Linked DNA regions of Homo sapiens: region 2 is linked to region 1. The links are chromatin contacts, found by Hi-C or POLR2A ChIA-PET in ENCODE. All regions are on one chromosome and are shown on one strand. The core of a region is the stretch at or near the end of the contact, and the rest is flanking DNA. Distances in the headings are between cores, read along the strand shown. Region 1 has its middle 11 kb from the start of TAAR2. Region 2 overlaps TAAR1 (trace amine associated receptor 1).

Region 1 (4,181 bases), core at 1,159-3,658:
AAAAATACAAAAATTAACTGGGCGTGGTGGTGTGTGCCTGTAGTCCCAGCTACTTGGGAGGCTGAGGCAGGAGAATCACTTGAACCCAGGACGCGGAGGTTGCAGTGAGCTGAGATCGCACTACTGTATTCCAGCCTGGCGACAGAGTGAGACTCTGTCTCAAAGAAAACCAAAACCAAAACCAAAACCAAACCAAAACAAACAAACGAACAAAAAACCCAGGGTATTTCAATATCCCTTGAGAAAGTTAAAAGAGCAGTCCCACTGGGGCTCCACAGTTAGTGCCTATCTGGAAGCTCCTGGATCTGAGTTCTCTACTCCAATTCTCCTGAGAGCAGAAGCAAACTTATATATGAATCATATACCTTAATCCTCTACACTAAACTTTCTGGAATTTCCTGATGTCGCACCTGCAAAGCCACAAGAGGACGGTCATTGATTCACAACTAACTTTTCAGGAAAGGGAAGGTACTGGGTCAATAAAAAGAATTGGAAATGTTCTAATCTTTTTAAATTATTGCTGATTTATTCTCTTCTTCAAAATAATTGAATAGTGATAGTTGTATTTTATAAAGAATCAGAAATTGTTGAAATGGGTTGCAATTGAGAAGATAGTTTTTAACTAAAAAACAATCATTATAATTTTCTGGTAAAAGGTCTTAAATTTTCCATCAAAATTCATTTGACAAGGTTGGTAAATTTTTATATAGTGGCATATAAAATACTTTTGCAAAGTACAAGAACTATGCGAGACATGATTCAGTAAATGTAGTTAGGTATTTCAACAATGCTAAAATGCACTTTCCTCTTTGGCATTATGTATCAATAATTTTAGATTTCAGTCTTAAATTCCAAGAGCCCTAGGGCTGTTAGAATTTAAAGGAGAATTATTTATGACATTATCCAAATTTGTGTTCAAATGAGAAACCTTTAAAAATCTGCTTCTTTGTACATGTAATTTGAGTTAATATATTGAAGAAGTGGAACACTAATAGCTCATATCTTCCTTTGCTGATCTTTCTTATCTGTTTTTCCAACAAAGAAAACTGAAAGGAAATTATAATTTACATTTATTTATATGCTTGTACATACATACATAGGTGGCAATGGCAATTGTTAAGTTCTTTGCCCAAATAGGTGGATCCTAGAAGAGGAGAACATATTTTATGGCAGTAGTGTCACTTTTATTTGGTGCCATGTAGAGCACATGTACAAATGCTTGCCTCTATGCTCAGAACCAGATTGTAGTCTACTACAAGTTATATGGTATTCATCCTGGAAGGCTGTGAAAATTAGATTCCTAACTTGGTGTTGCTATTAAGTCATCTCTGCCTCCTACTAAAATGAATGTGTCCAGACAATCAAAGATTCTCTTCAACAAGTATTAACTCCATGATATATTGCATTGCAAATCTGACTTTTTCCAAATGTATGTGGCTGGAGATATGCCAACCTTAGTCAGTGCTTAAAACTAAAACTTGAGGAGGAAAAGGAAAAGGTCCCAGTGGGAAATTATTTGTAATTATTAATATTTGAACATTTGTAACTTTAAAAAATGAGAATTCCATAGAGGCTATGTGATTCAACATAATAGATAACATAAAAATTTTGTTGGCCTCCATAAAAAAATTAAAGGAGCTAGCATAATTTTTATGAGGAAAAGCAGGGAGGAAGGCAGGAACAATGTTAATGGCCGCAAAGATCTGCATGTCAACTTTGAACGTATAAACAGGTTATGAAACAGTAAAAGTTTATTTGCAAATCAGTTATCTGGAAATTAGAATACAGTTTTCCAAAAGAACATTGTTAGTTTGTTAGAGCTGGTTATTGTGAGCCTCATTGTGTTCTTACTAGACAGATGCCCCACTGTGGAATGTTAAGATAACGATGAGGCTAGAAACTGCATCACATAATATATCTTTGTAAATATTTCGTTTATGGACTTCTCCAGTTCTGAAAGTATATGAATTTTCCCTTATGTGTATAGGAAGTTGCACATAGTGAAAGATTTGATCGCATGTTGAAACATCTTATAGAATCATCCCAATACTTAAAACATGGAACAGTTACTTATATGTAAGACCCATGTGAGGTTGCTTAAATGTCGTGACTGTGATCAATAAGGTCATAGGGGCAACTAGGGTGTGGCAGAGTCCCCTGTGTAATCATTAACTGCGTATGTATTCATGGACTTAAATACTGTATGAGTTTAACTGCAAGTCTGTATTCTGCAACAGAAAATTTCCTTTTATCTTTGAGAGTATGTGAGTTTTAACTGGAAGAAAATCCCCAACTCCTCTAAGTGGTAGATAAGGTGCAAACATTACATATGGGACTGAAAAGAGCCAAGACAACCCCATCTTCACACCTTAATGGGACACGGAGGGGTGTCATGCCACTAGCAGCAGCACCTCCCAACTGCATTTAGCTGAAATACTTCCACTTTTGTTTTCTTCTACTAACACTATCTCTGCCCAGACTCAGAATCTCTGGTTTTCTCATGCTATAGGATCAGTAAATTATATCTACACAAAATCTCTCAGCTCCTCCTGTCTAAATGCTACTTTGGGAGGGGTTATTTTATAAGAATACCATCAGCAATTCAATACCAGAAGAAATTTTCATGAAGTGTGCTCCTGAAACGAGTCCATTCATTTATAGGGACATTTTAAGCACATTGAATTAGTTGCTTTCATTGAAACAACACAGATATTTTTAAAGCAGTAATAATTTACAATTTATGTGTATGTTTATTCATTCAAACATATATCTCTAGCGTATACTAGAAGCCTTAACTTAGATACTGAGAATCCAGTGGTGATGGATAGACAAGTTACTTGTCTCATGGTGGTGAGTTAATATATTTTTTAACACAGATATAAATTCAACAATTATTTCTTAAGGCTATCACTAATGTGCTCAAATGGGGCCCAGGCTAGATGTTCACAACATTTCCTTGGTGAAAACCAAAGAATAAAGAGAGGCAATGAGTGGAGGACTACCTATAATGGAGAGAAACATATCCTCAATATAATTTTTAACAAGAGAAAAGCACACACATTTATTTAATATAAATTTTACATGACACAGGAGACTTCGAAAATGAATACTGCCTCAAAACTCTAAAAACTGTGTATTTTTCTGAACAGTCATGCAAAAGTATGACAAAAGGATATGATACAGTAGTAATAAACTGGGGGCTAACTTAACAAGGCCTGTTTGTTCAAATTCTTCTTGATGTTTCTGTGTGACATTCTTTTCCCCTGAGTATAGGACACAAGAGAGTCTTATGACCTATTTTAGGAGAAGACCAGATCATTCTTTTAGGGTCTGCTTCAGGGAAAAAGTGGGAGAAGGCCAGAGTAAACTTGCTTCCGCTATTTCCTCAAATGCCAAGGTGCCATATTTTGGGGTACCCTATCCTGAGCCCGATCAACTTTTCCTTTAAAAATTTTTAAAATTACTATGGATACATAATAGTTGTACATATTAATAGGGTACATGTGATGTTTTGATACAGGCATACAATGTGTAATGGTCAAACCAGAGTAACTGGAGTATCCATCATCTCAAGCATTTATTATTTTTTTGCATTAGGAATATTCCAATTCTACTCTTTTAGTCATTTTAAAATATACAATAAGTTATTATCAACTATAATCACCCTAATGTGCTACTTAATACTAGATCATATTCATTCTATCTAACTGTATTTTTGTACCTATTAACCATTCCCTCCTTATCCCCCTCTCCCCACTATCCTTTCCAGCCTCTGATAACCATCATGCTGCTCCCTATCTCCATGAGTTCAATGCTTTTTTTTTTTTCTTTTTTTTAGCTCCCTAAATAAGTGAGAACATGAGATATTTGTCTTTCTATGCCTGGCTATTACAACTAACATATTGTCCTCCAGTTCCACTCATGCTGTTGCAGATGACAAGATTTCATTCTTTTTTATGGCTAAATGATAACTAATATTGATCAGGCATGTCCCAGGACTGCAAGTACCATTCATAGAATCTCCGCATTGAGTCCCAAACTTTATTTCCTATTTTTCTTTCATCTTGTTTCTCTGCTCTTCTGTTTCCTATTTGTTTACAAGAAGATGATCTAATATGAACCAACTTTCTGTTACGAATGATTCACAGACTTTCAGAGCTGGAAAGCCTGCAAGGCTCATC
Region 2 (4,042 bases), core at 1,430-3,929, 36 kb before region 1:
ATAGCAGAACCACAGCGGGGTGGTGACCCAGGAGCCGAGGGAAGAAATTGTTTCAAGGGGGAATTGAAAGGCCAAGCAAGAACTTGAGGCCTGATAACTTACCACTGGGTTTAGTAATGTAGAATAACTTGGTTAAGAACTGTTTTGGTGGAGTATTGATGATGAGATTCTCATTACAGTGAATTTTAAGAGATAGGATTAGAGGAATTAGAGACAGGGAGTATAAATGACTCAAAGGGTTCCTTTCTGATAAAGGGGTAGTCGATAAATGAAAGAAGATGTGAGCTTCAATAATTCTTTTAAGGTGGAAAGTATTACTGCATATTTGAGAGTGAAGGTATTTGGAAGAGAACCACTGAAGATGCAGGGGAGAGAGAGTTGGAGGGTATATCTTGGAATAGGCATAAAGAGATGGGTATGGGGCACATCTGAGGAAAGGCCTGTGATGGGAGAGAGTCCATTCATTTACAGTAATTTGCAGCAATAAGGGAGTGGGCTGAATATGTAAACAGGTATAGGCTGGAGGGATGTGGACATTCTCTTCTGATTGCATCACTTTTTTCAGTGAAACAGAATGCAAAGTCATTAGGTGAGAGTAAGGATGTGAATAAGTATTTGAGATTCAAGAAGGCATGAAATAGTCATCTCAGAGAGGAGAGGAATGAATGTAACAGGGAAATGGAGTAGGATTCCTGAGCAATTGTAATGGTCCATTTTTGTTACGAATTTAAAAGAAGGCTATTGTGTGTTTTTCTATGCCACATTCAGTGTGCCAGAGTGGAGTGAGAGGAAAACTGCATTTAACCAGTGTTCAAATTTAGCCAGGAAAGTATGTTAATGTGAGAGAGCTTAAGATAATGCCAGGAAATACTGGAATCTAAACTGAGTAAAGAGGTAGACATGAGTAAATGAAGGACAGTGGAAAGGTGTGTAAAATAAATGAATTGAGGGCTTCGAGTTGAAAAATTGTTGGAAAGGAAGCACTAGTGAAAAATTGTTGGAAAGGAAGCACATGGGCTGGGAGGACAGGATGTGAAGCTTGAAACCAATCATTTGGATGACTCTTGTCATTGATAATGACATCCGGGGATATGACCATGGAAGGTGAGATGAGATGGAGGCGAGTCTATGATTGTTAAAAGATAGAGGTCGATGAACTAAGAGTCCATTATTGGAAGGATCATTTAGGTGGACAATAAAATTGCTAAGAACTTTAGCAGGAGTAGCGTTACGGACAGTGACAGTAAGCCAGGAACTCATATCTTCAAGAAGTACAGAGAGATGACTTGGGAGTCTGTACATGCCTGCAATAGGAGGAAGTTGGTATGGTTTGTGTCCCCACTCAAATCTCATCTTGAATTGTAGTTCTCATAATCCCCACGTGTCATGGAAGGGACCTGGTGGGAGGTAATTGAATGATGGGGGAAGCTACCTCCATGCTGTTCTCATGATAGTGAGTGAGTTCTCATGAGATCTGATGGTTTTCTAAGGGGCTTTTACCCCACTTCACTCTGCACTTCTCCTTGCTGCCACCATGTGAAGAGGAATGTGTTTACTTCCCCTTCTACCATGACTGTAAGTTTCCTGAGGCCTTCCCAGCCCTGCGGAACTGTGAGTCAATTAAACCTCTTTCCTTTATAAATTACCCAGTCTCAGGCAGTTCTTTGTAGGAGTGTGAGAATGGACTAATACAGAGGTATAGCATGAAGACATGAACTTCAAAGCTTGCAAGGGGTTAGAGGTTAGGGTGGAAAGATCTTCAATGGCAATGAGTGTAAGTGGACACTTACTCTTTCTCCAGATCATATAATATGAAGAGGTACAAGGAATGTAGGAAAGAAAACAGCCGCCATTGACAAGGTTGCAGGGGAGAAGGTATCCTGAGGAGAGAGAGTTTTAGTTAGAACAAAGAGTGGGAAGCAGATTTAAAAAAAGAATTTTAGGAAATGGAATAAAGACCATGAGTCCCCAAGGGCACTCTTGGAAGGGTTTTGTGAGTAATACCACAATGGGAAATTGGTTTGGATTAGGAAATGAGTAGAGTAGTATAGAGATGAAATTCTGAACAATTAGGAATGGGTGGTTAATGGAATCCGGGACAAAGCTTATGATAGGGTTAGTGTTCATGACCTTCTGTTGGAAAGTTGAGGCACTCTGCCCGGGATTTCCTGCCTTGCTAGACAGATCTATTTTAAACTATAAGTTCTATCAACATATTTTTAATTCATATGTCATTTTCAAACATTAGATGATTAGATCATTTACACAGAACTGTTTACTTAGTTAGGTAATCAAACAGCAATTTGTTAACTTCCCATATTGCTATTGTATATTCAACCTGGAAACTTTGTATATACAGATAATAATTATCTCTAGCTTGTAAATTCTTAAAGCTGAAAGAAAAGAAACAAAAACACTATTTTGCCAGGTCCTTAGATAAGCTTTCAACTCACAATGTTGTCATAGAGCACTTAAACAAATAAATCTATTCAAAAACAATTTATAACACTTCAAAAAGCACTCATACAATGATGTTTAATATTCTTTAAGTTGGGCAGACAAATTATTCTACAGATGTGGCATTCATACTATCAACAATTTCTAAGATACTGTGCCTAAGGCTTGATGTCTCTTAAACCAGTATGTGCAAATATGAGCTTGCGGTAACCTCTGAGTCATTTTGGTCAGAGCCACAAAAAACAAGGCCTATGAATTTGCCAGATGGCGTTTTCATCTTCTGTGAATTTCCTCTTCTAAAAGTGAAATTTGTATTTTGCTTTATTTCCACCTTCCCTTACTTCTTTTTGAACCCTAGTTCCTACTGAGAGTCCCTACTCAATATGACATCAGGAAGAAATGTTTTTAAGAGTCAGGAATAAATAAACACTTCTGAACAGTGATTTTGAGTGTTGTGTGGTTCCTTTAGTAAGTCAACAAATAAGTAAAAGAAAGAAGGAAAAGAGAGGGAAATAGTGGAGGAAAAGTCTAACTAGAAAATATATAACTTAACTGATTGAGTTTAGTTAAATGCAAACTTAAATTTCATAGTAAGAAATCCATCATTGTTTTAATGAAATCATAATCGTAATTCAAATATTGCTTAGTTTAAATAACAGTTTTTGTTTGCTGTTTAGCTTCTATCATGGAATGAGCCTGTGTGTCTTTTTAAATAAATCTTACAGATTTATTTGGTATAAATATGTTTCCTTCTGGGAATAGAAGACCAAAGGAGATTAGGGGAAAAATGTTCCAAATTTATTAAAATATACATTTTCATACCTAGATATTGCATTTCTCTCATTCTAAACCATCAGCCCAGAGGGAAGGGAAAAAGATAAAAAGGAAGGCAGACTCCTGGAATTCTAGGAATTGTTGCTGTTTTCTAGCATTTTCCTACCAAAGTGATAGACTATAGGACTTCATTGCCAGAAATTTGTACTCTTCCCCAAGCTCTTTCTCCTTCCTTCCTTCTTTCCTTCCTTCCTTTCTTTCTTCTTTCTTTCTTTCTTTCTTTCTTTCTTTCTTTCTTTCTTTCTTTCTTTCTTTCTTTCCTTTTTCTTTCTTTCTTTTTTCTTTCTCTTTCTTTCTTTCCTTTCTCCTTCCTTCCTTCCTTCCTTTCTTTTTTCTTTCTTCCTTCCTTCCCTCCTCCTCTCCTTTCCTCCCTCCCTCCCTTCCTTTCTTCCTTCTTCCTTTCTTTCTCTCTCTTTTCTTTCTTCCTTTCTCTCTCTCTCCCCCCTCTTCTCTTTATATATATGTACATGTCTGTGTATGTGTTATATATGTGTGTGTGTGTGTGTGTGTGTGTGTGTGTGCATGCGTATGTGTGTGTGTAAGTCCAAGTTCTAGAATTTAGCTCAGAATTACAGGGTCATATAGAAACAAAAGGGACAGTTTCAAACTGAGTCCCCTGGAACTTTGAGGTTCTTCAGTGAAGTACAAGAAGAGGAGGCCTAGTAGAAGATGCCTACTCATAATAATTTTTTTTACCTGTTTTATAAAGTGAGATTTATTGGATTTCAGAACTTAAAAACTAAAAAGGTTG

What was found. A loop is a pair of places that touch in the nucleus more often than their neighbours do. ChIA-PET counts read pairs that join two places held with the same protein, here RNA polymerase II (POLR2A). Pooled maps may share reads with other maps.
Region 2: a map of PC-3 shows a loop between it and region 1 (4-fold over the local background). The contact joins two enhancer-like sites. A Hi-C loop is called at or near these places in 3 of 168 maps with a recorded cell type or tissue (Calu3, IMR-90 and PC-3), 4 of 37 single-sample maps with no recorded cell type and 4 of 50 pooled maps. POLR2A ChIA-PET finds 5 or more read pairs at or near these places in 2 of 52 experiments (OCI-LY7 and activated CD4-positive, alpha-beta T cell).

Annotation. Positions count from the first base shown.
Region 1 is chr6:132,610,863-132,615,043 of GRCh38, reverse strand. It overlaps a transcript of TAAR5 not described here. Among named protein-coding and RNA genes, the nearest start is that of TAAR2, 11 kb to the left of the region's middle. Within about 2 kb of position 2,408, at least 2 of the 41 ENCODE cell types and tissues checked have a DNase peak (open chromatin) inside an H3K27ac peak, as active enhancers do.
Region 2 is chr6:132,647,133-132,651,174 of GRCh38, reverse strand. All of the region lies in intron 1 of TAAR1 (trace amine associated receptor 1), which reads left to right. Among named protein-coding and RNA genes, the nearest start is that of TAAR1, 10 kb to the left of the region's middle. Within about 2 kb of position 2,679, at least 2 of the 41 ENCODE cell types and tissues checked have a DNase peak (open chromatin) inside an H3K27ac peak, as active enhancers do.